Regions from separate parts of the Homo sapiens genome. Here region 2 is linked to region 1. Evidence: chromatin contacts called from ENCODE Hi-C data. All regions are on one chromosome and are shown on one strand. The core of a region is the stretch at or near the end of the contact, and the rest is flanking DNA. Distances in the headings are between cores, read along the strand shown.

Evidence for each region. A loop is a pair of places that touch in the nucleus more often than their neighbours do. Pooled maps may share reads with other maps.
Region 2: a loop to region 1 is called in a map of tibial artery, with 11 times the contacts of the local background. The contact joins two enhancer-like sites. A Hi-C loop is called at or near these places in 2 of 168 maps with a recorded cell type or tissue (ascending aorta and tibial artery) and 4 of 50 pooled maps.

Annotation. Positions count from the first base shown.
Region 1 is chr10:3,093,665-3,098,055 of GRCh38, reverse strand. The region is part of intron 2 of PFKP (phosphofructokinase, platelet); the gene reads right to left. Among named protein-coding and RNA genes, the nearest start is that of PFKP, 28 kb to the right of the region's middle. RefSeq lists an enhancer at 1,706-2,905. Within about 2 kb of position 2,600, at least 20 of the 41 ENCODE cell types and tissues checked have a DNase peak (open chromatin) inside an H3K27ac peak, as active enhancers do.
Region 2 is chr10:5,432,622-5,437,012 of GRCh38, reverse strand. All of the region lies in intron 3 of NET1 (neuroepithelial cell transforming 1), which reads right to left. Among named protein-coding and RNA genes, the nearest start is that of NET1, 22 kb to the right of the region's middle. Within about 2 kb of position 2,477, at least 2 of the 41 ENCODE cell types and tissues checked have a DNase peak (open chromatin) inside an H3K27ac peak, as active enhancers do.

The DNA.
Region 1 (4,391 bases), core at 1,351-3,850:
TACCAGAAATATTATATATATATGTGTGTTTATTTTATTTTATTTTTGAGACAGAGTCTTGCTCTGTTGCCCAGGCTGGAGTGCAGTGGCACGATCTCGGCTCACTGCAACTTACATCTCCCAGGTTCAAGCAATTCTCCTGCCTCAGCCTCCAGAGTACTTGGGATTACAGGAACACACTACCACATCTGGCTAATTTTGTTTTTGTTTTAAAGTAGTGACAGGGTTTCACCATGTTGGCCAGGCTGGTTTCCAACTCTTGACCTCAAGTGATCTGCCTGCCTGGGCCTCCCAAAGTGCTGGGATTACAGGCGTGAGCCACCATGCCTGGCCACATGTGTGTTTATAATTTAGTGTCATACATGTAATAAACAAGAAAGGAGAAAACAGTCTGGAATGGAACAGAACCCAAAACAGAGCTGGTTCATTTCAGCGCTGGCAGCCCCGTCTGCACCTCCCGAGACCCCCCAGGCACCCAGGCCCTGGCTCACAGGCTGGTACAGGGACTGCCCATCACCAGGCCCCCTACCTCCATGGCAAAACAGCAGAACATCTTCTAAACACAGCCCAGTCTCACTCTAGGGATTATTATTATTATTATTGTCTCCCCTTGCTCTGAAAACAGATTTCCCTTGCAGTGCAGATGAGCCCAGTGTAGCCGTCCCCCGGAGGGCGAGGGTGAGCAAGTGTGAGGTCGGATGCAGACCTCGCCTCTGCACAGGGCACCCTGGGAGGCACCGTTTATGTTCTGTCCTGCTGCGGATGCTCTGTCCACACAAGGACTCACTGGTAACAGACGGTCATGTGCAAAGCCATGAATGACTCTTGGAGGCCATAATCCTCAGAATATTGTAAGTACAATAGGTAGGTAGGCGGGTGGGTGGATACATAAATAAAGAGATAACCTAGCCTTGGGGTTGCAGTTTCAGTGATCTCTACCACCCCAAACTCCCAGGTTTTTTTGTTTTTTGTTTTTTTGAGACGGAGTCTCGCTGTGTCACCCAGGCTGGAGTGCAGTGGCGTGATCTTGGCTCATTGCAAGCTCCGCCTCCCGGGTTCCTGCCATTCTCCCACCTCAGCCTCCTTAGTAGCTGGGACTACAGGCACCCGCCACCACGCCCGGCTAATTTTTTGTATTTTTAGTAGAGACGGGGTTTCACCGTGTTAGCCAGGATGGTCTCGATCTCCTGACCTCGTGATCCGCCCGCCTCGGACTCCCAAAGTGCTGGGATTACAGGCATGAGCCGCCGCACCCGGCCTCCCAGGTTTCTGCTAAGAATTATGCTTCATTCTGCAAGCACAACAGAGCGCTCCATTCTTCAGGTCTGGGAGCAACACTGAACAAACTGCCATCTGCAGTGATCCTGACTTTCCAGATTGACTTCCATGAAGCTCGGGGGGGCAAGGAAACAAGGAAGCAGGCATGTAGCCTGGGCCACCGTGAAACGGACCCTTCTTAGAGGCACGACCTCCCATCCTCCAAGCCCACATCTCAGGAGGAGAGAAAAGATGACCCATGATGGGGCCTGAACTGCAGCAGAAACCGGGACCTCCCTGAGAGGACTGGGATGTAGAGCGGCCGTAAACCTGGGGCTCCGGCAAAACTGAAACAGACAGTTCCTACATTCCCACACCCAGAGCTGTTGCGGTCATTTCTGTGCATGCAGTTTTTTGGTAAATAAAGAGACCGGGGGGAAGGTGCCAGTTCCGGCCGCCACCCTGCTGAAGAGGATGCCAAGGCCGCTGCAGCATCCTGAGGCCGTCTCAGGCCCAGGAGTCAACCATGCACCCCTAACGGCATCAGCTTTCAGAGTATTCCTGGAGCACGCGCTATCCCGGACGCTGCTTCCAAGTCAACCGCCACCCAGCATTTTACTAGTTAATATGCCATAGTGGGAACCATACAATTTCCTTTCCCTGCATGAGTTCACAGAATTTAAATACGGATTTAATCAAACATGTTAACGAATCCTCTTGCTTCTGGAGTAGTAAGAAAACTGCTCTGCAAACCACAACATTTTGAAAAGTAAAATGTTCTCTGAAAGTAATTTCATTATTTTGTGTTGCATAGATGCATGTGGCAAAGAAAGCCATTAAAAAATAGAAAGGGAGGGCTTTCTGAGTGCCACCTCCAATGCTCCCTGTCTAGTGCATGCGTGAGCTAAGTTGCTAGGAAATGACTCATTCTTTAATTTGCAAAGTCACGACGCCCATGGAACATGTGAAAAGCAACTACCAGCCGCAGTTCTAAGCCGTCTTTCACCAACAAGGAAGATATTACTAAATTAGGAAGACTCATTTTGCCCAAACGTACTACAACGTAGAAATTCAGATGAGTTTTCTCTTTTGAAGTCTTCTTAGAAGGCTGAATATTTATCTTACTACAGCCAAAGCCCAGACGTTTCCTAAAACACCCTTTTGGAATTTGCCTTCCAAGCCAGTTTTATGACTCACATAGGAAAAACAGAGCATAAAACCTTTAACCTTATCTCAGTTTTTTGGCCAAAGTAACATTCTCTGTCTTGTTGACTCTGACTCACAAGATGAACCTTAGAGCTCCTCGTTGGCTGTATCGGATCCATCGTCGGACAGAATTTTTTACGTTGAGTCATTCGATCACATCTAAGAACATGCCACAGGCTCTGAAGTCATTTCAACTTATTCGAAATTGTTTTGAGCTGTGTCAAAATAACCAGCCTTCTAACCATGTAGGAGATCATTCTATATGTAGAGGTGGTTTTGACTAGAATTTTTAGGCAATCGCCGAATCCATCATAAATGGAGTAAGCTAGTTCACCTATGCGCGTAGTTCACCTATGGGTGGCTTTCTCGGACGTCTCATATGTAAGTTTTTTTTTTTAAAGTTACAGACAAAGGGAAATTATACCGTTGTGTTGCAGCAGTAGGCTTTTTCTTTCAGAATGCTTGTTGCATGGGTCCATGTGTCTTCTCAACTGGATAATGCTTTTTTCCAATCTGATTTCCTGAATTCTTCACTCAACTAACTCCAAATGGTGAACATTCCAACTACCAGAATAAAACAAGCTCCTAGAGATAACAGACTTTAAAAGTGCCTTCCAGATAGTGTTATCACCAGCTTCCTGCAGACATAGTTACTGCATCCAGAGATGTAGGGGCTTTGCTGCTTCTGAGTAAATACTATTTTTTTTGTTTCCTACAGAATCAAGCTTTCCCTAGTTTAATCCTTTTCCCTCCCCCACAGAACCTAAAGCTACAACATTCCTTAATAAATTAAAGCATTTCACTTTTAGAATTCAGAGCATGCATGCAGAGGTCAGCTCTGAACGGCTCTCTAGGCTTAGACTTGGGAAACACCAGCGTTCCAAACTAGGTGTGCGAGAAAGAGAGGCGGCAGGAATTTCACTATGTCAATGGTTTTCAAAGGCCAGGAATCGTGGCTTTATCCTGTCTCTAGGAAATTCAGAGGCAGAGCCTGAGATTAAACAGCCCCACACCAACACACATCCCAAGCCCTGCTCACCTCCCCACCAACACTCTGAAGGAACGCTCTTGTCCAGAGACCCTACCAATCACCCCAGCAAAGCACCCTCACTGATTTCATTACTTGATAGAAAATTTCTATAGAGCAGCCTCAGGATTTCTTCTTGGGAGACTCAGTCAACTGTAAAATTCTAAAATAGGTTAGCACACGACACACCATCATGTGGTCCTGCACTTGCTTCTTTGGAAGACCAATAATGCAACAGCATGATGTATTTAGCCCTCTGGCATCACAGATTTCTTTAAGCCAAAGCTAAGAGTGCACAATTCCGGTAAGTTGTACAACCAACAGCCCCAGCAGGAGCGAGGCCGGTCGCCCTTCCTCCCCTGTAGAGAGAGGGTCCCAAGCACTGGCCTGGCAGTGACCTTACAGCAAACCCCACCTTGAGGCTCATTCAGCTGACCACAGTGGTGGGGAGGTGGTGGTGAAGGGAGATGGTGCTCTTCTGCAGTTTGAAATGTTCACTGAAACTAGATTGTCTGAAGCCACAGGCAATGGTGTAAATGGTGGTGGGATGAAGGCAGATCATACATGAAGAATTCAGCATGGGACCTGGCTGGCATATAAACATGTAATAAAAGATAATGCTACGACAGATGCGGTGGCTCACGCCTGTAATCCCAGCACTTTGGGAGGCCAAGGCGGGCGGATCACAAGGTCAGGAGATGGAGACCATCCTGGCTAACACGGTGAAACCCCACCTCTACTAAAAATACAAAAAATTAGCCGGGTGTGGTGGCGGGAGCCTGTAGTCCCAGCTGCTCGGGAGGCTGAGGCGGGAGAATGGCGTGAACCTGGGAGGCGGAGCTTGCAGTGAGCTGAGATTGCGCCACTGCACTCCAGCCTGGGTGACAGAGCAAGACTCTGT
Region 2 (4,391 bases), core at 1,228-3,727, 2.3 Mb before region 1:
TAATCAGCAATAATTGTTTTGTATTTAACTTTTATTTTTGGCCAAGAACACCATTTTCTTATATCAACACCTGAACCAGCAGTTGGCTTTCTTTTTTGGACCTCTGTCACAGCAAAACAATGTTTTATTATCTTATAAGGCAACCAGTAGAAATCATAGCTAAATCAAAGTGCAGGTGGAGGGCAACAGTAAGCTAGGTAAGTCACTAGGTTTCACATGCCAGCTAGCTTCACACTATTCAAATCTGTGCTTTGCAACATGATCAAATTACCTGTCATGGTTCTAAGAGGTTGTTTCTCAAAAGTGGTATTTGGAATGTTAAATCAGAAACTGCCAAGACATTATTATAATTATAAACAATCACAATGCTTTTAAAATTATTTATCATTTATATGTTATTTATTAGGACTAAAACACTTATTATTATGTTTAATCTAAAAATGGCAGAGTATACCAATACTCAAAATATAACCCCCAGGCTGGGCGCAGTGGCTCGCACCTGTTATCTCAGCACTTTGGGAGGCCGAGGCAGGTGGATCACGTGAGGTCAGGAGTTCGATACCACTCTGACCACCAGAGTGAAACCCTGTCTACTAAAAACACAAAATTAACCCGGCTACTTGGGAGGCTGAGGCAGGAAAATCACTTGAACCTGGGAGGCAGAGGCTGCAGTGAGCAGTGAACCGAGATTGAGCCATTGCACTCCAGCCTGGGCAACAAGAGCAAAACTCCACATTAAAAAAAAAAAAAAAAAAAAAAAAAAATATATATATATATATATATATATGCACACACACACACACACACACACACACACACACACACAACACACACACACACACACACACACCTCCTTTTAACTTCTAGGAAAACGGAAAACTGAGATCCTAAATTTGAAGTTTCAGAAAAAGAACATACTTTAAAACATTTCTTTAGAAGTGTTCTAGTTTGTGTTATAATCACTAACTATCAGAGTTAAAGAAATTAAGTCACAAAAATATGCTCAGTATACTCATGCCAGTGTTATTTCACATTAACAAAGTCAACAGTCACTTTTGACTCTTCCTATCAAAATAAAAAGGAAAGATTGTAGTTGCTAACATACACAGCTGAGAAACACATTTGGAAAACTAATACTGTGTTCTTTTAAAAATGAATAATTGTATATATAATACAGAAGTAAGTCAGCCTAGTAAGACAAGGCTGAAATTTTACCTAGAGAAAAATTTGATAAACAATCACAGCTTCAAGACAAAATAGCTAATGATCCATAACATGAAAATTCAATTGACATCAGAATTAAATTCTTCATATAAGATATCCAAAGTCCAAATACGTAATACAATGATCATGTTATATGCTTATGTAAGTCCAAGGTCTTATGTCATTCATTTGACCTGTATTATTAATATTTCATTCATTAATTCAATATTTACGGAGTATCTATTTTATCTATCTATCTATCTATCTGTCTGTCTGTCTATCTATCTATCTATCTATCTATCTATCTATCTATCTATCTATCTATCTATCTATCTCAGGCACGGAGGCATATAAAGTAGAATGGCTCCTAGCAACAGGCATCAAATAATTGTACTAACAGATTATGTTTAGCTTATTACATAAAAACTGTTGTATTTAGATGTAAGTCCAAGCAAAAATCAGGGGGAGGGAGGAATAACTTTAAGAATGTCACATTCTAGTTTTTAACTCTAGCTATACATGAGAATCACCTGGTATCTTTAAAAAATAAAAAGAAAAATCAAATGTTCCTAGGTCCCAATGTCACTTATCCTCATTTCCTCCCCTATTCCTCCATTCATATATGGAATTGGTCTGGAATAGGTCCCGTAGCACACTTCTCCTGCTACACAAGCCACCCTCAGGTGACTCTGATCTGCAGCCAGGGTTGAGTATCTCTGTTTTAGCCAATCATTATTTTCAAAGTATAAATACAGCTTAATGCTACTGGGATCATCAGAACTTCAAGCCTTTTGTTTGATTCACTATTTGTACTGAGCAGGCTTTTCTATAGCTCTGAAAAAGTAAAAGTTAACTCTGTAGAAAACTCACAGCAATGCAAATAAATTTTGTAGGTAGAGATGCAGATGAGGATATTAATATTTTATATATAATTTGGTAATCTCAGTCCACCATTCTTTCCTTCAGTGACTAGTGTATGTCAGTGTTTCCTAGTCCTTTGATCAGCTTTTCTATAATGTTGGTTAACTCATTAATAAGTTAATTCTTTGACAGGTCTTTACTTTTAAAGAAAAAAAAAAACAGAGCAACTAGCATAACCAAAAAAAAAAAAAAAGAAAACCCACAAATAAAATCCACAACAAAGAGAAAGATTCCCCTTAAACCTCAAAATATGAGCAGAGTGACAAACCAGACAGTTATGAGGCCCACAAAGTATCAGCATTTGTGTATGATGAGGCAGAGGGAAGGCACGGGGTTTTTCTGATGGCCCTGGGAACAGGAGAATCCCTTCAACCTCCCCTGAAGCCTCAATGGCATACTAGTCTCAGAATAGCAGCCTCATCTGGGAAAGGCTCTGAAGGATCTTGTTCTCAGGCTGAGAACAAGAACAATGCCATGCAAATAGGTGTTAGAGCAGTCTGGGCCATGTAAACTCTTGAAACTGATACTTCTTTTAGAAAAACTCCTAGGAGTAGACTCCAGACTGAGAAGAACAGGGCAACAGAAGCAAAGACAAGAAAAGTTCCAGATAAAAGAGAAAGGGAGCAGAAAAGATCTCAGAAAGGATGAAACCATACTTTGAAAAATCACCTTGTGAACACAACACAAGAGGGAGCTCTAGAGTTATGAAGCTGAAAAGGCTATCCTGGCCTATTCCTCTCACCATACAGGAAACTTACTGCACTGAAAAATGAGCGACAGAAGTATTAAGAATTCCACTTAAAACTATTATAAGGAAACACAGACTGGAGTAGAATCATGTCTCTACAGCGTGAAGTAAATTAAGAAAATTACAGAAGCTCTGAAGAAACATAAGACTCAGAAATTAGGTGACTGGAGAAGGAATTGAAATGAGAGGTGATAGAACTAAGAATTAAAAATAAAAAAAATTATTTCAGAATGAAAAGTACAATGCTTAATGCATTAGGGAAAAAAGGAGGATGGCTTTAAAAATAAAAAGATAAAAAGTTTTGAGAAAAAGTAATAAATAGAAAAGATTTTAAAAGATGAAGATCCAAGATAATATAAAGGGTACAGAGGGGAAACAAAATACAATAAATACCAAAAGGTATAATTCAAGAAAAAAAAAGTTCCTAAAACAAAAGATGACCTGAAACTACACATTTATTATGACTTTGAAAAGACATAGTTTATGCCAGAACACAATGGAGTAAAATATTAAATATACTCAATGAAAGAAAAGGTGAGCCATGGGTTTCATATCCGTCCAAATGAACCTTCAAGTATAAAGGTTGCAAACAAACTGAAAAGAACATGCAACATGCAAGTACTTGGGGAATACCATGAACACTGCCTGAGAATCTACTCAACTCCAGGGCAGGGGTCAGCAAACTTTTTCTGTGAAGGGCCAGAGAGTCAATACTTTTGGCTTTACAGGTCCTATGGTTCCTGTCACAACTGCTCAGCCCAGATACTGCAGTGTTTACGAAGGCAGCTATAAACAAAACATAGAGAGATCAGTCACATATGGCTTGTGGGTCATGGTTGCTGACCCCTGTACTAGAGAATGAGCTTCAGAAACCAAAACAAACAAACAAAAAAACTAGAAAGGACTCAACATGAGGACTGGTGCTGAGAATTAAATATATATTTACCAGTAGAACTAAGACTACCTGATGGTTATCAGGGTCTACAGTATAGCTCGTAATGGCTAAAAGCTCTGACAAACTATTTTTAAAAATGGGAGGAAAGTGGTGAATGTACATGAAAAGTAAAATAAGCTCACTTACTGCCTTAAATGCATTAACTACAAGTCAAGCAATAGTATTTCAAATCAGAAGAGAAAGAGGGTAGGGAGAAGTGCTAGTTAACTAAATGCTCATAGGAATTAACCCATTTATAGTAGCCCAAAAGGTATTACATAAGGTATCAGTATAAAGAACCATTAGAACAAAAACACAAACCTACCTAAATATCAAAAGATATACCAAAGCAAAGAGCAAACATACAAACAAAACATTAAGAAAGACAGTAGGCTACATACAGTTCATCCAAGAAAGTGGAATACTATATATATATAGTTGCTTATATATTTTAAAAGTGGAAGGATAAACCATAAAATTAAAAAAAAAAAAGATTTCATCTGAAAGAGTGAGTAGGGTAGAAGAGTCAGGAATATGAACAAGAATCCTCTGTAGAATGACTTCAAAATTCTACATAATTCTGTC